Linked DNA regions of Homo sapiens: regions 2 and 3 are each linked to region 1. The links are chromatin loops, found by intact Hi-C in ENCODE. Cell type or tissue: PC-3. All regions are shown on one strand.

Region 1 (8,000 bases):
AAAGTATTAATAATGAAAATGTATTACGAATGAAAATTTGTAAATAATGAAAACTTCAGTGCTGTCCAACCTCTTTCACCATGACGGCCCCTCACTCTCTCCATATATATGTACATCTCAAATATATGTAGGATTAAATAGATGCTTATTGTGAGCATTCATATAGAAGAGAGTTTTCCTGTTCTAATTCAATTAATGAAGGCATCTAGAATATTGATATTAATATTAATATTCATGGATCCATACCCCAAATCTTATTATTCCTGCTTTTACTAGCAGCTTTTTCTTCTCTTTGAAGTCTTTTTACAGGAAGACACATGCTTTGATAAGAGTGGCAATGAGTAATTTTATTAATCGTAAATTATCAAGTAGACTTATCAAGCATAAAACCAGGAGTGGGATGGGGTGTTAGGGTAAAAACAGGTTTGACAGTATAAACTTACGAACTTATTGTCATCTACTTTGTATAAATACTTCACTTTTAAAGCTTATTCTTTGGGAAGTAAAAAGATGTCACAGCATACCAAATACTTGGCTGAGAGAAGAGTAAGTCAAAGAGAAACATACATAAGTCAGGGAAGAAAATTGTATTTTGAACCAGGAATGCACAGTCTTATAGAGTGTAACTATATTTAGCAACACCTTGAAGGGCACTTCTTGGTTTCATCTGATCTGTTTTGTGTAGGGTTAGGCTCTCAACAAGTCAGACATTTGGGTAGAACTGTTTTTTTCCTAACTCTTCAATTATATAGTTGGTATATCATGAACTTCTTTTTGATCCTTTATGTTTGTTTAAAACACTACTAGATCTGAACCTTTGTGTAGGGTTTGGCTTTTTGCAAATGGATCTTTTCACAAGTGGATCTTCAGGTATTGTGCCGGAAGTTTCAGGTAATAGAAATAACAAGGCATAATTGGACAGATGAAAGCCAGTCTTATGATATGATTATCTAAAGGATTCAGATGTGGGTGCAATTCATTTAAGTGAGACTGTTCATGGAGATTATAAATAAAGGTGCAAGAAAGAGGCTTAAAACTCTTGCTTTTAGATTCAGGATGTAAAGAAATGTTTGTTGGCAAAGATAGCAGAATTGCCTGATGCCCACTGGTAGACATGAGAGAAACAGACTTGGCTGTACCATCAGATGGGGGAAATAATTTCCTTTTATATTAGGTGTTCTGTGCTAGTTTCTTTGTCTATTTGATTCTCTTCCACTGGAACAGAACCTGTTCTTTGACCAGCACTCTCTCACCAGCAGAACCAGGGAGCAGTACACTCCCCTTCAGGAAGAGAAGTCTCCTCTGGTAACTGCAATGTACACATGAGGTGCCCTACATTGACTTCTAAGTGTCTTCTTTGCTCTTATCCTTTCCATTTATTTATTTATTTATTTATTTATTTATTTAGTAGTCCTACCTTGTCTTGGCTTGAGTCCAAGGTCCTTGATTTGAATCTAGGCATTGATTTTTGATATTCCGATCATTCCAGGAAGCTATCACCTTCCTTCTAGCTGAATAAGATGCCTTTTCTCTCTCTCTCTCTCTCTAAGAAGAATTCCGAACTCTCAGGAAGGTAGTAAATTTCCATTAGAGTGAATGATCATTTCCTCCAGAACCTCACAACTTTGAAACAGATTTACTCTTTGAGGAAAACTAGCTTGAAGAAACTCAGAAATTGCTGAGACATTTAGGTAGAATGTTTTTTAACTCTTCAGTTACATAGTTCTTATGAGCTTCTTTTTGATCTTTTAGTTTCTTTTAAAATACTACTAGATCCAAAGCTTTGGCTCTAACAGTATCATATAATTAAGTTTATGTTTGTTGCCTTATAAGAAAATAAGTGTAAAAAGTAATAACTTTTAATTTGAGCCCCAAACTACCTTTGTTTTAAGGTAAGTCCAAGACCCTGTTGAAATACAACTAAAATGTATTCTGAATGTAATATTCAGACTGCTTAACGTATGTAAACAGAACACCATAAAATCACAACATTGGCATTGGAGCTAGAGCTTCCTAATTTTTAAAAAGTATTGATCATGAATATAAGGGAATTTAAACTTAACAAATATTTAAAATAAATAATCAGTTTATTTTATTGCTTAGAAGAAGGTGTTATTTAGTGAAGGACAGTTAGAGAGTTGATTGTTACTTTAGCTTGGGGCTCGAGTTCACACAGACAAATACTAAATAATGTCGGGTATCAGCTCATTCATACAAAAAATTCATTTCATTGTCTAATTGAAGCAAATTTTATCCAAGAAAGGTCAACATTCCATATGTGATGGGGATTATTATTGTTTTTAATTTCATTGAATATATGGTGTCTCTTCAAAGTAACTTCATTTTTCCCCATCCATGCTTGGTGAGTGAAGGGGAAGGCAGTTCACTTATATTCTTTTCTGAATCTATAATCATTTAAAAAAGGCAAAAGTGATGTTTTTAATTAATTGTATAATAAATGCAATTCCTGTATTTGCCAGCATGGCCTAGGGTGCTACGGATAATTGACTGAACAATAATTCTCTACTCCTGCCCTCTTTCTCAGAAATATGCCATTAGAAATGCCCTTTCACTAATTCAACTGTCACCATCAGTTGTTGTGAGGACCCTACCCTATCATCTCTTTGCATTTAGTCATTTTAGGAGGAGAAGAAGCTTATTCTTACCGGTGAGAGTCCAGACTCCTGGGCCTTGCACATCTCATCTATTCCTGAGTACTTAGCAGGCCTGTTAGGGTGTGAATACCTTGTATTCCAGTCTTGATTTCTTGAGAGGAACTTATAAGATCGGCCACACTCTCCAATATTCTTCAGTTCACCTGTTCTGGGAAATATGGACGATGATTGGAAGGGTCAATATGCCCTATTGCCTTGAGTTTAGAACCAGTGGTAAGCAGCTTGAACTCTGACTCCAGGATCTTTGCCTTGATCTTTCTTAGCCCTCCAGAACCAAAGATTCTAGAAAAATAAAGAAAAACCTCCCAGTCTCATTTCCCTAAGGGGCTCCAAAGATGTTTATAGAAATGTACAAGGCACAAATGTCACATACTTTCTATAATCCTTAGCTTCATACTTCCAATTAAGATCCTGCCCCAGGCTTGTGACATTGTAATCCCTGGCAAGAACGAAAAGAATGAAAGCTAGTCTTGGTACCATTGCCACTCTCTCTTCCTCTTTTGACTCTTTCCATCCTTCTTTGCTGGGGTTTAGATGGCATAAAGGTGGCCCCAGGGTATGTACACAGTACTTATCATCTGATGTCTAATAAAGAGAAATTGAGGAGTCATTTGCGACCATTTGCTGAATTTCTACTGGATAATCTTATCTAGTATGAAGTAAATACTGAATTTAAAAAAATGAGTAAAGTAAACTTTGTTTTAATGACTCAGACATCAAAATCTGTAACATTTATAAGCTATGAGCCACCAGCAACACTTTATCTCTCAAGAATTCTTTCTTTATTAGGAACATATAAACTACACAGTGGAATGATGTTGCTCTTAACCTTGAAAGTAAATAGAAGACTTCTAATTTTTTTTAAATTTCAGATCTACCACAAATAGCATATTTGCAAAAAATCACAATGATGATTTATAATTTCTTAATTTTCATCAAGAAAACAAACAGGAGAAGAAAACAAACAAACAAACAAAATGCTTTACAATCTTTCGTATTCTCTTCTCACTTGTTTGCATATGATTGCCCCTTGTCATAGACAGCTAAAGTTGTATGATGGCAGCCCAATACTCACTACCTGAAAAACTATTTTTGACCCAAAAAACTTGCGAAAGTCAAAAGTAGTTGTAACCTCATGCTTTAGTTGATTTGTAAACAGATAAAAACTGAAGTTTTCTGTAGAAATACCAATCAATGACTCATAGGCCATTTTGCATGTGTGTAGTTTAGCTCTCTAATTAGTGTTTTTGAGAACAAATATTACCATTTAATAAACATTCAGAAATGATTAGGTATGGCCATTGTGTTAAGTGGAAAGGCCTTTGAAGAAAATACATTTTCCGCCCCTTCACATTCATGTGCTTCTTTTACCCAATGCTTCCTGTGTCAGATGGGAGTAAGCATAACACTCCATGGATTTGTCCTCCTCTCCTTTTATGTTGGTAAAATGAGGCCCACATGTATTGTCTGGCATTTCCTGAGGGACCCAGATTGAACTGAGGAGTTCACTGAAACCCACAGGTCTTGGGACAGAATGAGGCATTACCTCATTGAACCTTAGCTGCCTGCATGAGTCCTCTGTCCTCAAGTCTTTCTCAGATCATTTCTCAAGCTGGCTCCCAGCTTAGGGCAAAGAGAATCTCCATGATGTGCTGACTTCTAGCTTGCCACAGACACAATTCTACTCCAAAGTCAGCCTGGCATAGTAACATTGATGTCAGGGGAGACATATCAGTTTGAGGCCATACAAAAGAAGAAAAATACCAGACACCATTTCAGCATCACTACAGTAGAAAGTAAGCAATCTGGCAGGGGGCTCAGTAATGGCAACAGTGCCAGAATGTAAGAGATTCATGGGAAATGCTTCCTGAATCTGTCCTTTTGTCCATTTTATTTCAGCTGAAATCCAACACTTTCCTCAGTGAAGTATAGGAAGTGGGAGAGTATAGGAAGTGGGAGGAGTGGGAGAAAGACATTGTATTAGTCACCTTAAGTCAATATAACAAAATACCACAGAGTGGGTGGCTTGAGCAACAGAAATTTATTTTCTCACACTTCTGGGGGCTGGAGGTCTGAGATGAGGATGCCAGCATAGCCAGACTCTGGTGAGGGCTCTCTTTCTGGTTTGCAGATAGCTGCCTTCTTGCTATGTCTCACATGGCCTTTCCCCAGTGGTGTGTGTGTGTGTGTGTGTGTGTGTGTGTGTGTGTGTGTGGTAGGGGGCTCGGTGGGGGGATGCGGGGGGCAGGAGTGAGGAGACAGACAGAGACAGCAAGACAGAGAGATCTTCCTCTCCTTATAAGCCACCAATCCTATCAATTAGGGACCCTCCCTTATGACTTCATTTAACCTTAATTATCCCCTAAAGACCCTATCTCCAAATACAGTCACAGTGTACAATTATGGTCCTGAAGACCCTGTTATCCAAATACAGGGTTAGAGCGTCACATATAAATTTGGGGGGGGGAATAAAATTTGGTCCATAGCAGATACAAAGATTGTGTTATATGACAGTGGTGGAAGAAAATCTTATCTATCCAGTGGAGAATAAGAATAAGGAAATAAAATCAATTGAATGAAGTAAGAAATAAGACCTACTCTAACAATCTGAAGTCGCAATATTGATCTCTGACAAAATAAAGATTTAATTCAGCAAATATCTTATGTGACAAAAGAGATGTTGTATGTTAGTTCACAGAGCAATCAGAAAATAATTGTATTCATTAAAAATGAATATTAACATATCCATCTAATAGTATAGCTTCAAAATATATAAAGCAATGATCAACCCACCTGAGAATTTCATTTTTATGAAAAATTTTATTTTATGCTGTCTATAAAATTCCTTAACTTCTACTGATATATTAATTTTTTACACATGTATTTTTTTTGAATTTTTGAAATTCACTATCATTTTTCAAGTTGGTACTCTTTGTGGTTTGTGTCTTATTATAATTTTGATTTGTGCTGAATTCTTTCTGCTAATATCATAAGTAGATTGTATGCATATGTATTTGTAAATAAGATTTTTCTGAAAAACACTTTATACCATCTTTATCAAGTTTTAATTAAAAATGTGATGCCCTCATAAAATAAATTAATAAAGATTGTCATCTTTTCCTATTGTCTATTTTATTAGAATTATCTGATTACCAATAGCTTAGTTGTGGAGCCCTTTATTTGTGATGCTTCCTTGTTAGATATCTATGTCTCATAAACCTTCTATGGTATTAATATCTTTTTGTTTTCTTGCTTCATCTTTTTTTTTTTTTTTTTTAGACATAGTCTTGCTCTGTCGCCCAGGCTGGAGTGCAGTGGTGCAATCTCTCAGCTCACTACAACCTCTGCTTCCTGGGTTGAAGTGATTATCCTGCCTCAGCCTCCCCATAGCTGGGATTACAGGCCACACAACCACCCCTGGCTAATTTTTGTATTTTTAGTAGAGACAGTGTTTCACCATGTTGGCTAGGCTGGTCTTGAACTCCTGACCTCAGGTGATTCACCAGCCTTGGCCTCTCAAAATGCTGAGATTACAGGTGTGAGCCACCATGCCCAGCCTCTTGCTTCATTTTGAGTCAGATTTAGAAATATATGTGTATGTGTACATATATATATATATATATGTGACGTATATATATATATATGTGACATATATATATAGCTAAGAAATTATTCATTTCCTTTAGTTTACAGCCTATTTGCCAAGAAGCTTGCATGTAGTATTTTTTACACTTTTAAAATTTCTTCTGTATTTCATGTGGCTCTCCATTCTTCTACCCAGTCTTTAATAATTTTGCACTCTCTCTCTTTTTCTTCTCCCTCTCCTCTTTCCTCCTTATTTAGATGTGCTGCATTGTCGGGATAGTGACACTGGTTTAGAAAGTTTCCTGCCTGGCCTGAAGGTGCCTTGGGATTAGCTTTTCTTCCTCCTAGTACTTGTCTATCAGGGAATCACAGTGATGGGGCACAGGAGCATCTGGGGCTGCGCGGGGTTCAGCATTTCAGATTTCAATGCTTATGGCCTTTAGACACATGCTTAAAGTTATAGACCTATTTAGTCTTTCTAGTTCAACCTTATTCATATTGGCCTTTCTATACAGTGGATTCCTCGTTGCATCATTATTTGTTTTCATTCAGTATTTGGCAGGTTTCATTCCTGCTTCTGACTGCCTCATTTCCCACATACAGGAATATGGGAGGAGGACATGTCTGTGAACATCTTTTTGGGCTGTGCCATATGAATAACAATTCGGCAGTGTAGAGAATTCTTATACCCCCTAAAAAGCGTGTAGACTGACTCATTTTTCTCTAACACCTAGTGATCTGATCCTCCGAGATGTCTAGTATTTCTCCTCTGGCAAGGGAGCCCTTCATTGTTTAGATTCTAACAAGTCTAACCAAAAATAGAAGGCATCAAAATATTGGCTCTTAGTAATAAGAAAAGATACATAGCCTTATATACGGAAGTTGTATGTCTAATTGCTAATAAGATACTATATGCAACTCTGTTGCAACAGTTATGAAAACTGAAAGGAAATAACACTTTCCTAAGAAAATATCGTTTACCAAATTGATCCAGGTAGAAATAGGAAGCTTAAATAGATCTATTTCAGACAAGAGATTAGAAAGAAGATTATGATTTAGATATTCACACAAAATAGATTTCCTGCCAGGACTATCTTCCAGAAAGTGGAAATTATTTATACAGAATCTCGATGCAATAAAACTCAAGGCTTTTATACACTGAGGATCTTTGTACTGGAACATCTACAACTTCAGAATCCTAGTGGTCTTCCGTGTACATTAGCCACAGAGACATTTAAACAAAGAGAGAAATTGATAAAACCAATATTTAGGGGCTTTTAGTTCCCAGATTTAAGTAAAAAAAGCAAGAAAATAAGCTCAATATTCCCTTTTTTGAAATTTTCAAGGAAAAAGAAAATTAGGAGTATTTACAGTTTGGGACTAGTGAGAAATTGTTACTTGGTATTATTTACCTCTAAGAGCTTTTTCAATTTTTTTTGTTTTTTAATAAAGCCTACTGACATTAAATTTAATCATTTTAATAAATATTAAAGAATAAAGTTCAATGATTTTGCATATTCCCCTAAGTAGTAATTTCCTTTGGACACACTATACCACTTTGCTTCAAAGGTTGCACAGAAGGATAAAAAACAGAGTATGTGAGTTTGTAGAGCTATAATTTTCCACACTAAGCTAAGTGTGTGAAGCAGGTTCTCTGTGCACTAGTTACCAATTTGTCTGAATCTGGTGAGACCGAACACCCATGCCTACAACAAGTTACATGAAGCGGGTTTGTTACTT
Region 2 (8,000 bases), 68 kb before region 1:
CTTCTCTTCCTGACCTAACTCAAATTATTTTATTTTGCTTAGAATTTCATTTCATTCAAGTGATAACTCTATTAAGAACAAATGGGACAATGATGACTAGAGATACAGTTCAACAAGCCCAGTTGGACAAGAGCTCTTAACTCTGTTGCCTAAAATACATTCATTGGAATCCTGGAATACTCTTTAAACACTATTGCTGTATTAATAATGATATTATAATCCAAGACATACTTCTAGCAAGCACTTTCTGTAAGTCTTAGAAAAGTCTTCTAAACAATACGTCTTGTCAATATGTGATTGCTGCTACTGTGAAATAAAGACTGGGCAGAGTGAGAAGCCAAGGATATGCAAAATTATAGCCACATTCTTATGTAGGCTACAACTCTAGTCTGCTATCCATGGAGCTGAATCACGGGATGAGAAAGGAGAAACCAGTAACAGGGCTTTTCAAGGTGATACCAAGAACACATCAAAATGGTAAGAAAAGCCAAAGCATAGATAGAAACAAGAATTTCAAGTAAGAAAGCTCTCTGGGGCTGGGCGTGATGGCTCACGGCTCTAATCCCAGCACTTTGGGAGGCCAAGGAGAGTGGATCACTTGAGGTCAGAAGTTCAAGACCATCTTGGCCAACATGGTGAAACCCTGTCTCTACTAAAAAAAAAAAAAAAAAAAAAAAAAATTAGCTGGCCATGGCGGCACATGCCTATAATCCCAGCTACTCAGGAGGCTACAAGAATCACTTGAACTGGGAAGGCAGAGGCTGCAGTGAGCTGAAATCGTGCCACTGTCCTCCAGCGTGGGTGACAGAGTGAGACTCTGTCTAAAAAAAAAAAAGGAAAGAAAGAAAAAAAAGAGAAAGAGAGAAAGATATCTGGTTTAGACGTAAATACCTTGAGAATTCAGCTAAAAATGTTATTTTAATTAAACTGTTCATTCTGATTCTCCTCCCTTCATTGCATCAATCTGTTTTCTGGTCCAAAGTATTGCAGGGCCAGAAGAGCAAGGCCTATGTGAGCACGGGCATATCAGAGGATCATTTGATTAAAGTTAGTGATTGTAGACAGAAACTTGGGGGTAATTATCTGCAAATAGATGCTTTGATCCAGACATACTTTTTCAAGTTTAAACCTTGTGAATGCTTCCTATTTCATTTTTGTTTTGATTCTGAAGATCCCAGTAATTCGCTGATGTATTAGTCCCAAATTCCTCTACCTTTGTTGACATTGCTCTCAAGTCTCTGACTCTTGGTTTGCAGTTATCTGCAACCCTTAATTGTCAGTTTTGTTCTGACCCTGGTTTTCTATCACCTGCTCTAATTTTCTTGTTTTTATTTTTTTGGTAGGCTGGGACTACATTCTTGACTCTTTTCATCTATGTTGCATTAAGAAGCCCAAATAGCTTCAGCTCTTTATGCTAACCTCTCTCTATTGTCTTACCTGGAACTGTATAAAAATATCAATAGCTTCTGCCAGCTTTTAGTTTCAGCAAGACTTCAGGTTCTGCCTGGGGACACTATAATGTAATAATAATAAGATATTCTTGTTAATAATTTTGGTGAGGCAGTGTAAATAAAGTGTATAAAACTCTCCAGGGGAAAAGCAAATTGTAATAACCCGGGGCATTTGTTTATTAAGTGGAAGAAATAAAATAATTAGGAGGAAAGATTTGACACATAAGTAGAAATGGGTTGTTATAATATTTTTGATACATAAAATTTATATCATTGTTAAAGGTCTGAAAACAAAATATGATGAATTGTTGGCAGGAAGATATCACTGAAGAAAATAGATTACAACACTTGGGAATAAGTTACATAGACACCATTTTTCTTGATGAAAGGAATAATTTGTCATGATTTGTGTTTTAAAATGGAGTAGTTTGTGTGTGGAGGAGGGGGTGAGAAGCCCCTTTCAATAAAAATTTATAGGTGATGTTCTGATAATGATTAGTAGCGTGCAAGGTAAAATAACATTCTACATGAGAGATTTTATAATGTAACTTTTCACCAGATTCACTGAAATATCATTTATATAAAACAAAATTTACTGATTTTAAGCACGCAGTTAGATGGATTTTGTAATGGAATACAGGCCTGTAATCAGATCCAAAGTCATTACGTAGAACTATTACTTGTAAGTTTTTCACACATGCCCTTTATTAAGTTACAGAAGTTCTCTTCTAATTCTAGTTTGCTGAAAGTTTAAAATTTTATTTTTAATTTTTTTCTGGGTACTCAGTAGCTTTATATATTTATGGAGTACATGAGATATTTTGGTAGAGGCATGCAATGTATAATAATCACATCATGGAAAACTGGCTATCCATCCCCTCAAGCATTTATCCTTTGTGTTACAAACAATCCAATTATACTCTTAGTTATTTTTAATGTACAATTAAATTATTACTTAATTTAATATGTTGTGTTATCAAATACTTAAGAAATGGATGTTGATTTGGTAGGCAGAGGCAGGAGGATAGTGTGAGCCCCAGAAGTTGAGACTTCAGTGAGCCGTGTTCATACTACTGCACTCCAGCCTGGGTGACAGAGTGAGACACTCTCTCAAAATAAACAACAACAACAACAACAACAACAAAAAAGAAATGGAAGTTGAATTTGGTCAAAAGTATTTCTGCATGGAAATTATTATATGTAACTTGGTTTTTTGTTTGTTTTTTTTGGCTTATTAATATGGTGATTTGCATTGACAGATCCTCTGATAAACCAGTATTGCATTCCCAGGATAAATTCCACTTGATCATGATGTATTGTCTTTTTAAAAATATGTCATTGAGCTCAATTTTCTCTAAGTTTCTTTAGATTTTTAGTATTTACACTCATGAGGGATATTGGTCTGTGCTTTTCCTGTAATATCTTAAACTAGTTTTAGAATCAGGGTAATGTTATTTTTATAGAATGAGTTGGAAAGTGATATGAATTGAACTTTTGTGTTCTCACAAAATTTATTTGTTTAAGTCCTAACTCCCAGTGTGATGGTGTTTAGAGATGGGGCTGTAGGGAGGTAATTAAGGTCAGAGTGAGGTCAGAAGGATTAGAACCCTCATGATAGGATTAGTGCCCTTATAAGAAAACACATGGGGGAATTTGCTTTCTTTCTTTCCCTTCCTCTCTGTGTGTCCAGAGGTCTTGTGGGCACACAGAGATGGCAACTACTTATGACTCAAGAGTACTCAGAATGAATCTTATATTACTCACATCTTAACCTTAGGCTATCTAGCCTTCAGAACTCTGAGAAATAAATTTCTGTTGTTTAAGCCATGCAGTCTTGGTATTTTATATGGCAATCAAAGCAGACTAAGGCAGGAAGCATTTCTTTCATTTAAATTTTCTTCAAGAGTTGGTGTATAATGGGTATTATTTATTTGAAATGTTTGGTTTTCTTCTCCAGTGAAGCTATCTGTATCTGGAGTTTTTCTTGTGAGAAGTTTTTTTTTTTTCCTACAAATCTAACTTAATAAATTGATATCAATATATTAACATTATTTATGTATTCAGTTATCAGTGAGCACTTATACTTTGTGACTTTCAAGAAATTTATTTGTTCATTTTATCTAGGTAACTGAATGTATGGTGTTAAGACTATAAAAATATATTTTCTTATCATTCTTTTAATGTCTGTAGACTCTTCAATGATGTCACTTCTAATTCATGATATTTCTAACTTATGTTTTCTCCCATTTTTTCCCTAGTAAGTATGACTGAATGTTTATCACATTTATTACTCATTCTAAGAACGAATTTTTGGCTTCATTTATTTTTTCTTTTGTCTTTTCTATTTTATTGATTGTCACTCCAGTACTTACTCTTTCCTTTCTACCACAAATTCGAGCTCTTCTTTTTCTAGTTTCTTAAAATAAAGGTGAAGTCATTAATTTGGTACCTTTATAGTATTTAATGCCCTAAATTCTCCTCTTATTAATAAGTACTGCTTTAGTGGCATCTTATAAATTTTGGTACATTGTATTTTAATTTTTATTTTGGTAAATATTTTTGACCCACTCTCAATTTCTTCTTTTATCTATGAATTATTTAGTTTCCAAAATTTGAGGATTTTTTAAATATTTGACTGTTATTGATTTCTAATTTAATTTTCTTGTTATCAGATGTCATTGTATACATTAACCCTTTAAACTTTATGGATAGAATATAGTCCATCTTTGTAAATGTTCTCTGTGCTTTCAGAAAGAATGTGTATTCTTCCGTTTCTGGTTCTGTGTGTTTTATAACTCAATTAGGTTAAGTCAGTTGGTAGCACTGTTCAAGTTCTGTAGATGCTTAATAATTTTCTGTGTGCATTTAATGTCAATTATAGGGGGATACTGAAATATCTGACAGTACTTCTAGATTTGTCTATTTCTTCCTGTTTGATCAGTTTTTTTGTTATATACTTTAAAGCTGCATTATCAGGTACACGAATATTTGAGATTGTGAGGTCCAATTCATAAAATTATACCTTTAACATTATGTAAAACCTTCTTTTTCTCTTCTTCCCTGGTAATATTCTTTGATCTGAAATATACTTTCTATATTTATATAACCAGTGTAACTTTCATTTTATTAGAGTTAGCATGGCATAGTCTTTACATTCATTTACTTATTTTATTTTTGTCTTATATTTGAAGTGCATTGTTTTTTTGCAGAAAGAATATAATTGGGTCTTGCTTTTTGTTCCATTCGAAAGTTACTGCCTTTGAATTGGCAGTTACACCATTTATATTTAATGTAATTATTTATAAGATTAGATTTTTAAAGAGTATGATCTCACTATTTGTTTTCTGTTTATTCCATCTGATCTTTGTTTACTTTTCGTTTTTTTCTTGACTTTGAGTGGATTATATGAATGTTTGTATTATTCCATTTTATCTCTTTAATTTGTTTATTAGCTATAATTTATTTTGCATGTTTAGTGTCCATAGTTTGTATCTATGATTTAACACAATCTATTTTCAAATAATATTCATGTGTTGTGTAAGAATATTACAGTAATACATTGCAATTTCTCCCTTCCTGATGTTTGTGCTCTTCTAGTCATATACTAAACCAAACACTGCATTGTCATTCTTTTTTTCCCCATTTTTTGACTGTTATTTTAGGCTTAGGAGATATATGTTCAGATTTGTTACATGGGTAAATTGCTTGATGCTGTTACAAATTATCCCATCACCAAGTTAGTGAGCACAGTACTTGATAGGTAGTTTTTCAACCCATGCCCCTCTCATACCCCCTCCTCAAGTCATTTCCAGTGTCTCTCGTACCCATCTTTATGTCCATTTGCACTCAATGTTTAGCTCCTGCTGGTAAGTGAAAACGTGGTATTTGGTTTTCGTTCTGGCATTAGTTTACTGTGGACAATAGCTTCCAGCTGCAGCCATGTTGCTGCAAGGGAGGTGTTTTTTTTTTATTTAATGGCTGTGTAGTATCCCATGGTGTATGTACCACATTTTATTTATCCAGTTCACTCTTGATGGGCATCTAGGTGGATTCCATGTCTTTGCTATTGTGAACAGTGTTGCAAGGAACATATGAGTGCATATGTCTTTTTGGTAGAAAAATTTATTTTCCTTTGAGTATATACTCAGTGGTGGTATTGCGGGGTCAAATGGTAGTTCTGTTTTAAGTTCTTTGAGAAATCTCCATACTGCTTTCCACAGTGGCTGAACTAATTTACATCCTAATCCGCAGTATATAAGTATTCCCTTTTCTCCACAACCCCACCAGCGTCTGCTATTTTTTTACTTTTTTATAGTAGCCATTCTGACTTATGTGTGAGATGGTATTTCACTGTGGTTTTGATTTGCATTTCTCCAATGATTAGTGATGTTGAGCATTTTTTTCATACTTGTTGGCTGCATGTATGCCTTCTTTCGAGACATGTCTGTTCATGTACTTTGCCCATTTTTATTTTTTATTTTTTATTTTTTTATTTATTTTATTTTTTATTTTTATTTTTATTTTTATTATTATACTTTAAGTTTTAGGGTACATGTGCACAACGTGCAGGTTACTTACATATGTATACATGTGACATGCTGGTGTGCTGCACCCACTAACTCGTCATCTAGCATTAGGTATATCTCACAATGCTATCCCTCCCCCCTCCCCCTCTCCTCCCACCCCACAACAGTCCCCAGAGTGTGATGTTCCCCTTCTTGTGTCCATGTGTTCTCATTGTTCAATTCCCACCTATGAGTGAGAATATGCGGTGTTTGGTTTTTTGTTCTTGCGATTGTTTACTGAGAATGATGATTTCCAATTTCATCCATGTCCCTACAAAGGACAATGAACTCATCATTTTTTATGGCTGCATAGTATTCCATGGTGTATATGTGCCATATTTTCTTAATCCAGTCTATCATTATTGGACATTTGGGTTGGTTCCAAGTCTTTGCTATTGTGAATAGTACCACAATAAACATATGTGTGCATGTGTCTTTATAGCAGCATGATTTATAGTCCTTTGGGTATATACCCGGTAATGGGATGGCTGGGTCAAATGGTATTTCTAGTTCTAGATCCCTGAGGAATCGCCACACTGACTTCCACAATGGTTGAACTAGTTTACAGTCCCACCAACAGTGTAAAAGTGTTCCTATTTCTCCACATCCTCTCCAGCACCTGTTGTTTCCTGACTTTTTAATGATTGCCATTCTAACTGGTGTGAGATGATATCTCATTGTGGTTTTGATTTGCATTTCTCTGATGGCCAGTGATGGTGAGCATTTTTTCATGTGTTTTTTGGCTGCATAAATGTCTTCTTTTGAGAAGTGTCTGTTCATGACCTTCGCCCACTTTTTGATGAGGTTGTTTGTTTTTTTCTTGTAAATTTGTTTGAGTTCATTGTAGATTCTGGATATTAGCCCTTTGTCAGATGAGTAGGTTGTGAAAATTTTCTCCCATTTTGTGGGTTGCCTGTTCACTCTGATGGTAGTTTCTTTTGCTGTGCAGAAGCTCTTTACTTTAATTAGATCCCATTTGTCAATTTTGGCTTTTGTTGCCATTGCTTTTGGTGTTTTAGACATGAAGTCCTTGCCCGTGCCTATGTCCTGAATGGTAATGCCTAGGTTTTCTTCTAGGGTTTTTATGGTTTTAGGTCTAACGTTTAAATCTTTAATCCATCTTGAATTGATTTTTGTATAAAGTGTAAGGAAGGGATCCAGTTTCAGCTTTCTACATATGGCTAGCCAGTTTTCCCAACACCATTTATTAAATAGAGAATGCTTTCCCCATTGCTTGTTTTTCTCAGGTTTGTCAAAGATCAGATAGTTGTAGATATGTGGTGTTATTTCTGAGGGCTCTGTTCTGTTCCATTGATCTATATCTCTGTTTTGGTTCCAGTACTATGCTGTTTTGGTTACTGTAGCCTTGTAGTGTAGTTTGAAGTCAGGTAGTGTGATGCCTCCAGCTTTGTTCTTTTGGCTTAGGATTGACTTGGCAATGCGGGCTCTTTTTTGGTTCCATATGAACTTTAAAGTAGTTTTTTCCAATTCTGTGAAGAAAGTCATTGGTAGCTTGATGGGGATGGCATTGAATCTATAAATTACCTTGGGCAGTATGACCATTTTCACGATATTGATTCTTCCTACCCATGAGCATGGAATGTTCTTCCATTTGTTTGTATCCTCTTTTATTTCATTGAGCAGTGGTTTGTAGTTCTCCTTGAAGAGGTCCTTCACGTCCCTTGTAAGGTGGATTCCTAGGTATTTTATTGTCTTTGAAGCAATTGTGAATGGGAGTTCACTCATGATTTGGCTCTCTGTCTGTTGTTGGTGTATAAGAATGCTTGTGATTTTTGTACATTGCTTTTGTATCCTGAGACTTCGCTGAAGTTGCTTATCAGCTTAAGGAGATTTTGGGCTGAGACAATGGGGTTTTCTAGATATACAATCATGTCCTCTGCATACAGGGACAATTTGACTTCCTCTTTTCCTAATTGAATACCCTTTATTTCCTTCTCCTGCCTAATTGCCCTGGCCAGAACTT
Region 3 (8,000 bases), 72 kb after region 1:
AATAAGTGAGATTAGAGGCTGTGAAAATATTAGGAGGTGCACATAGAAGTGAAATTTTTTTCAGAGTATATAGAAAACAAATATTCAGATAGCATATCTTATAATAGTTAAGTAGAGACAAGGACACTTAGTTATACTTAGGAATATATATTTATTTTAAGCATGTCTCTACTTAAGGCTGCATTGCTTATGGAGAGAAAGAGAAAGTTGCTCTTTTCATTAAAATGCCTATTTATATGAAAAGTAAAGCAAGTGGATTGTGTTTTGTAGACATGCTATTATTAGTCATCGCCTCTTAAAACACATGCACTGATAAGTATGAGCTTAATGGACACCATCACTCTTCTAGTAGCCATCCTAGAATGTAGGTATAGGGTACAGAGAAACCAGTTCACCCCCATATAGCTAAATCTTGGTTCTTCTAGCTTTTCAATGACAGAAATGACACAGGCCTCATATAATTAAGATTCATACCAGATTCAACGAAGCTGTAAAAATAAAATAGTAATGAAGTGTGGAGAGTAATGGGAAGCAACTATTTTTATTGTTTCCAGTCGAAAGACAAAATGATTGTTTCCCCAGAGTTTGATTGCAGACTATTTCTAGAACTGAGCCAAATGACCGCAGTGTTATCCCATGAAAACTTGAAAAAATGAGAGCAGGGAGAAGATTAAAGTCTTTACTAAATGATCTAATGGCAATTGAGATGAAGAAACATAAAAAGCTGCATCAACTCAGCAAAGATTTTTGTATCTAAAGCACTAATTTAGAATTAAAATAAAGCCAGTTGGTCAGAGAGAATGAAGAGGTTTATGTGGTAAATCAGGGCAGTCAACTCTCCAGACTGCTTGAAATGAAATGACTTTTTGGTTTATGACCTCAGGGGAATCACAACATAATTGAATATATGTAAGATAAGTCATCACATGCTGTGCCCACCCTCTCTTCCGAAGACCTCAGCCCCTTCCCTCTTCCAACACCCTTAGTGTGAGACTACATCAATATTTAAATACCCTGACTCCTCTTTACCTCCAGACTCTCCAAATACCTGTCTCCCATTTAGACTGAGATATAATTACCAAACCATAATCTTTACCTCTATCAGGGAGTATGTTCCATGTGGACTATGCCCAGTGTGAAAGCTAGGATAAAAAAGTGGCATTTCCCTTCTTGAAATAAACCATCTTGACTTGGAAATGTCCTCAGTACATTTTTTCTGCCCCCATCTCTACTGTGTCATCTGACAAAAAGTAGCTAAATTGTGAGTAGTTCACATACAGAAGTATTTAAATACAATTTCCATTCCTATATAATGCCTGAGAATGGAAGATCTTCCAGTAGACAGCAAATGGATTGGGACTTGTTCATAAATCTTCTAGGCAGTGTGGTTTTTCCTTGAAGCACAATTGTATTAGTCCATTCTCAGAGTGCTATGAAGAAATACCCAAGACCGTGTAACTTATAAAGGAATGAGGTTTAATTGACCCACAGTTTCACAGGACTGGAAGGACCTTAGGAAACTTACAAGCATGGCAGAAGGGGAAGCAAAGGCGGCAGGGGAGAGAAGTGCCGAGCAAAAGGGGAAAAGCCCCTTATCAAATCATCAGATCTCATGAGAACTCACTGGCTATCACAAGAACAGCACTAGGGTAACCACCCCATGATTGTTACCTCCCACTGGGTTCCTCCCACAACATGTGGGGATTATGGGAACTACAATTCAAAATGAGGTTTGGGTGGGAACACAGCCAAACCATATCAACAATTATACTACTATCAGCAAAGTTGGTTTAGCATGCATTGTCTGCTGGGTTAGGAGTATACACACCTGGACTTCTAAGATAACATGTTAGAGTAGGATTCTGTGAGTAGTTACTAACCCCAGAATACCCCAAGATGGAAGGAAATAGGAAGCTGAGAGGTTTGGGCCTGGGCCTGTATTTATTCACCTAACTAGTGTGTGTGTGTGTGTGTGTGTGTGTGTGTGTGTGTGTGTGTGTGTGTGTGTGTGTGTGTGTGTATGCATGCATGCATATGCATACATCAAGTATGTTAGTTGAGGAGGAAAGGGTAATAACATATAAGAAGAAAAGAAAGAAAGAATGTCTCTGTTCTTCTAAAGGTTAAGGAAAATTTCTCATAAAGCATCAGTGGAATGTGACAACATGCTGTACAAGGAGAACTTGCAATTCACAAAACAAGACTCCTGTAAGCAATTATGGAAGCTTGAAGAATGGCATTTGATTCTCAGATTCCTCCTTTTGAGGGAGACAGCAGCAAGCCCTACCAGGCTGCATATCTTTCTAAGAGATTTGCTGGCAGAAATGCTGGCTTCATGCTGTATAGGGGATGCAACTGTTCCTTCCATAACTTCGTACCCAGTTAACTGTGATGCATCTGTGAACGCAGTAGACAAGACTTTGGAGTTAAACCTGAAACGGAAGCCTATCTCTGTTATTTTCTCATTGTGTGAGCTTAAATTTGTTGACCCCCTTTCCACATCTAGAAGATCTAGAAGATGTGGAAAATAAAATCTACCATTGACAATATTTTTAAAAAGGCACATAATATAACAGCCTCTTAGCATAATACACCATGATAATAGTGACTGTTAAGCAGTCACTATTACTGAGTCCATTATAATTTAACAGTTGATTCTAATCAACAAGTAGAGCATTTAAAAAGGGACAAAAACAGAAACAAAGCATGTACTCTCTATTTCTCTCAAGAAAATAAGTAACCTGAAATAATTTTTATATTATAGGAGTCTATTCTATGTCACTTTTATTATTTACTTTTACTTATTTTAAGGATTCCAGAAATCTCACTGTCATTCTGTGGTATCCTGATTCTTATGCTGAAATGATATCTTCAATCTATACTTCAAGAAATGTCAATTTAAAACTTAGTGACTAATCCTCTTCCTAACCCAATGGTCAAAGTGTCACAGACAAGTGAACCTCTATTTAAAATTCTTGCTGTAGATCTATGAAAGATTACTTAGTAAATCTAAACTTACTTTTGCTGAAAGCAGTTTATTTTGGAGAAAAAGATGATCTTTCTGAGGGACTAAAGAAAAATTTCTGGTCCTCCACAAATTTAGAACAAATCATGAAACTAAGAGAGAGATGTATTGTTGAAAAATATAAAAATAACAAAATTTCATATGTCAAATTTGAGTGCTTAGAGCATGATCTATAAATATGCATAAAGTTAATTTGTAACTTGCATTTACCATATCACTCTAAATGCTATTTTCAAATAAACAACTTTTTAAAAAATTTCACTTAAACTCTTTTGCTAATTGAAATAAAACAACTTGTGATAAAAAACAAACAAAACAAAACAAACAAAACAAAACAAAAAACCAGAAAGCATTCTTTCTTCTAAATGCCAGTCTTCTTGACCGGCTTTTCTCATATTTTTTCTTTCTTACTCTTAATTATTTATCTTGACAACTTCATTCCTTTTAGCAAGATTCTTCTCTTCTACATATGTATTCATTCTTTCCTTCAACCATTCTATGTTCAGCGAGTGTAGGATGTAGGAGATGGCTTAGGTTGTCTGAAGAACCCCACAGAAGGACAGTTTCCCAATCTCTCATGTCATGTTACTCTTCTGCTGAGACTGGCTAGGATAAAAGAATTAACTTTGTTTATGATACGGTGACTACTATAAAACATTTATCTGGAAATATTATTCCACAGATGAGACACAGCCTTGTCATCCTAGAATTCAGGGGTCGTAACCAGGTTAGAGCAGGCCTCCCATAGCAAGACAAGGGATACAGACCTATTGTATTGCTAGTCCTTTGGTGATGAGATAGCCCCCCACAACCTGCTGAGAAGGCCCTCTCCAGTGTGCCACGGCCAAATCTCATCCTAGCCCTAAATGAAAGGTCTGTGCATCCCCCAACCAGACTTCTCTCTGGTTCATATTTGGCTGTTGGGAAGGAAATACTTAGCTCAAATGTTCCAAGGACAGAATCATTCTCATTCATAGGCCACCTCTTAGTCCCTGTTCTTCATGAAAAAGCATCCTCAGCTCTGTGTCTGCATTTAGGAATGTAACTTATGAACAGCTTGCCTCTGGCTCTTCCTTGTTTGGTTGCTTTCAAAGCCCACTGTAAAGCTCAAAGGTGACAGCTTGACCCGTTTTGCTCAGTATATATATTTTCTTTTTTGTATTGTTATTAAAATAACAAATGACTGTGCATAAAGCCGGCCTCTTTAAACAAGTGCTAAACTAGTAAATCACAGTGGGAACAACCCTGTCTGAGGGGGGAGGAGGAAGTAGCTAGACTACAGAAAGACCAAAAACAAGCATTGAAGGGGGCAGGGATGAAGATGTGGGGTGGGGAGTTTTCATTATGTTTGGCACAATGCCCAGTACATCCTCAGATTTCCAAGCTGTGCTTTAAAATGTAGATTGGAAGCCTCTTGAATAAAGTTTAATTTCTGTCTATATGTGATCTCAAGTTTTATAACCAAGTTTTTAACACTCACCCTATAGCTGGCTTCTTTATTCTAAGTATGAACCACACATTCCTTCTCAAACAAAACAAACCCTTAAATGGTTAAAGGCTCAATGGAGTTATAAAACTCAAACAATATTTTCATATGCTGGGGTTAAGCGAATTGGAAAATTATGAATCACTCAATAAAGTACACAAGGATATAAAAGCCAAAGGATAAAAAATCGTGACAGGTGTTTTTGGTTACATGCATTGTAGTGCTTGTGTTGGGATGGATTAAAAAAAAAAAGGTGAACAGACAGACCCCTATTTTATAATGTGATGGTAAAGCAAAATAGAAAGAAGAAGTGATTTAAAGGAAAGGTAGGTTAAGGAAAGGTAGGTTAAGGAAAGCCTTTAAAAATATTTGGTTTACTTGCTTTTTTTCCCTTCCTTCCTTCCTTCCTTCCTTCCTTCCTTCCTTCCTTCCTTCTTTCTTTCTTTTCTTTCTTTCTTTTTTTTTAATAATAATATATTATGAGACTAGGCGCGGTGGCTCACACCTGTAATCCCAGCACTTTGGGAGGCCGAGGTGGGCAGATCACCTGAGGTCAGGAGTATGAGACCAGCCTGGCCAACATGGCAAAACCTCGTCTCTACTAAAAAAACAAAAAAATAGCTGGGCATAGTGGCGGGCATTTATAATCCCGGCTACTCTGGTGGGTGAGGCAGGAGAATCACTTGAACCTGGGAGGTGGAGGTTGCAGTGAGCCGAGATTGCGCCACTGCACTCCAGCCTGGGTGACAGAGCGAGACTCTGTCCGAAAAAAAAAAAAAAAAAAAAAAGAAAGAAAAAGAATTATGAAAGACAAGCTGAACAAAAGAAAATACTGATGAGTGAGGGTCTAAAGGTTTAAAAGCAATAGTTGACTCTGGCTAGGTTGGGAGTAGTAGAAAAATAATTACCTTTACAGTTTGTAAAATTGTCATCTGTGCAATAGGTCTGTTTGAGATGTTGTTTTAGTACTTTCTGTTATTTAGAAAACATATTCATGGATTTCTTAAGCTCAGGTGAATTGTATAGCTTTGCTCTACTTATTCCATATAATAACAATTTTCATGAAGTCACATCCTCTTACATTCATCACCATTTATTACTGGACTCTATAAGTTTGTAATACATAAATTTGCTAACAGTTGTTTCCCGTTCACCAACATTTCCAGAAATTGAACCTTGGTTGCAGACTGTGGCAGCATTTATGTAGTATCGGGAAGCAGTTGGGAACAGAAGTATCTGTACTATTTACTTATCCTGTATGTAGAACAAACAGCAGCAGATTTTGGATATCCAGAGCAAGAATGTGTCATGTGTGACTTCTGTTTAACTATTAGTAGCTTTAAAAATACACTCATAGGTGGGAATTGAACAATGAGAACACATGGACACAGGAAGGGGAACATCATACACCGGGGCCTGTTGTGGGGTGGGAGGAGGGGGGAGGGATAGCATTAGGAGATATACCTAATGTTAAATGACGAGTTAATGGGTGCAGCACACCAACATGGCACGTGTATATATATATGTAACAAACCTGCACATTGTGCACATGTACCCTAAAACTTAAAGTATAATTAAAAAAAGAAGTAAAATATATTTTATTTTATTTAAAGTTCCAGGATACATGTGGAGGATGTGCAAGTTTGTTACATAAATAAACGTGTGCCATGGTGGTTTGCTGCACCTGTCAACCCATCACCTAGTTATTAAGCCCCATGTGCATTAGCTGTTTATCCTGATGCTCTCTTTCCCCTCCCCGATGGTACATTTTTGAAAGATAATGAACAGTAATAAACATCGTTCATGATGACTCAACTGATTTCCATTTTTAGGCTATATAGTGAACAGCAAATAAACAGGGTAGGGAAAGAAGTACATGAATTAGCAACAGTGTTCATGGGCGAATTTCATGACTAAATTAAATAAACCTACTATGTGAAATAAGCCCCAATCCCAAATTATCAATGTATCTAAGTGAGGGTTTTTTCTACAATTTTAAAATTTGATACTGCCTTTATTTTCTTGCAAACTACCTATTTGGCGTGATTAACTAACTGGTAGCTACTTCTATTGTTTGCTCCTCCTGAGTCACTATGTGCACATGTTTTCTTTTTTAATTTAATACTTTGGGGTGTAATCTGAGAGGGGTTCTTATTTAGAATATGTTTCATCTCAAAAATAAAAAAATTTGCAAGATGATGCCTTTTTCAGGAACTCAAGCAAATTGACAGTAGACACATTGTCCACCCAAACCACCTCTCCGTTTCTCACGTTGATCTGTTTGTTTTTAAACAGAAATGTTGATCTAAACTCATGGAAAAGGCATGTGCATGTGATATTAAAATATGTGCATTGTCATTCCAGAGATGCTATTTCATTTCTCTGAGTTTGATTTTTGTCCCTGTGGCAATGAGGACATTTGACTCTAACATCTCTTTCATCTCTAAAAGAGTCTTAGGATTCTAATTTTACTTGAATTCTCTTAGGATCCATATGATGCTGACTGAGAGGTCAGAGATGATGTCACTCACGTCTCCCTTAGATCTGCATTTTCCTAAATACTGTACCCTGTGTATCTACAAAAAGAAAACAACTCAATCTCTCTTGAATTTATGCTACTTCGGCCTTGTTGGCCTTATGGAAGAGGACTCACTTTGTGTCAGCTGTGGTTTTCTTTGTCACTATCTTCAATCCTCCCACCTTCAATATCCTGGTACATCTCAGCTTCCTTCTGTGACCCTTCATCCATGCAGGCTTGAAAATTAGATTCAAATTGCTATCTGTATCTTCATTTCACTCTCAATATTGAAACGTATGAGCTTGAACTAATTCTCTCAATCTAGCTCCATATGTACCTACTAACTCATTAAAAGCCAGCTGTAGCATTGGAGCAAGAGATCATATATTAGAGAAGGAAAGCAATTTACTTGGCAAGTTCATTTGTATATTCTCTTCAATGTCATAGCAAAGGTTTGTCCTTGGGATAAGGGTGTTTTCTCACCCAGTCTGTCTCTCCAGCTGTCTGATTCCTCAATTAACTGACACCTCTGTGGCAGTGATTTCATCCTGTGCTTATTTAGTGGACAAACTAAATAGTGATCTGATGACTTACATGCTTATTTCACAGCATTACTGTAATTTCTGCCTATGTAGCCCTGCAAGAAGGGAGGGAAATTAAGGAAAGTCTTCTGGAGAGGGCATGTTTCAGACATGCTACAACTATTTGCCAAGGGTAAGGAAGAGTATTCTGACAATTTCCACTGGAAGCCTGAAATCTAAACAAAATTCCAAAGATCAGACAAGAATAAATTCTTTCTTGTACAGTATTATGTTTTGTGTTGCAGAGCAGAATTCATTGCCAATGACAGGTGCATTGAGTCTCAAAGATGCTGTATCTTTCTTTTTAATTTAAAAAACACATGAGATTGATCTTCCATATGTATTTGCTCTGCTTTGAAACCTTCATCTGCGTTTGGACATTAAAAAGTA

Evidence for each region. Hi-C counts contacts between places; a loop is a spot of excess contacts. Peaks named below come from ENCODE experiments on the same cell type or tissue, not always from the same donor. Only the 100,000 strongest peaks of a DNase experiment are listed, where the experiment ranks them.
Region 2: it touches region 1 in a loop (9-fold over the local background); 3 of 110 quality-filtered maps call a loop at or near these places.
Region 3: a loop joins it to region 1, with 4 times the contacts of the local background. A loop is called at or near these places in 5 of 110 quality-filtered maps.

Annotation. Positions count from the first base shown.
Region 1 is chr7:137,069,932-137,077,931 of GRCh38, reverse strand. All of the region lies in intron 1 of LOC349160 (a long non-coding RNA gene), which reads left to right. Among named protein-coding and RNA genes, the nearest start is that of MIR490, 170 kb to the right of the region's middle. In PC-3, no CTCF peak of the experiment used is centred here; DNase peaks (open chromatin) are centred at 3,311 and 4,661; H3K4me3 peaks cover 307 bases; H3K27ac peaks cover 2,716 bases.
Region 2 is chr7:137,137,755-137,145,754 of GRCh38, reverse strand. The region is part of intron 1 of LOC349160 (a long non-coding RNA gene); the gene reads left to right. Among named protein-coding and RNA genes, the nearest start is that of PTN, 200 kb to the left of the region's middle. In PC-3, no CTCF peak of the experiment used is centred here; a DNase peak (open chromatin) is centred at 3,204; H3K27ac peaks cover 2,684 bases.
Region 3 is chr7:136,997,494-137,005,493 of GRCh38, reverse strand. All of the region lies in intron 3 of CHRM2 (cholinergic receptor muscarinic 2), which reads right to left. All of the region lies in intron 2 of LOC349160 (a long non-coding RNA gene), which reads left to right. Among named protein-coding and RNA genes, the nearest start is that of MIR490, 98 kb to the right of the region's middle. In PC-3, no CTCF peak of the experiment used is centred here; a DNase peak (open chromatin) is centred at 6,763; H3K4me3 peaks cover 315 bases; H3K27ac peaks cover 1,482 bases.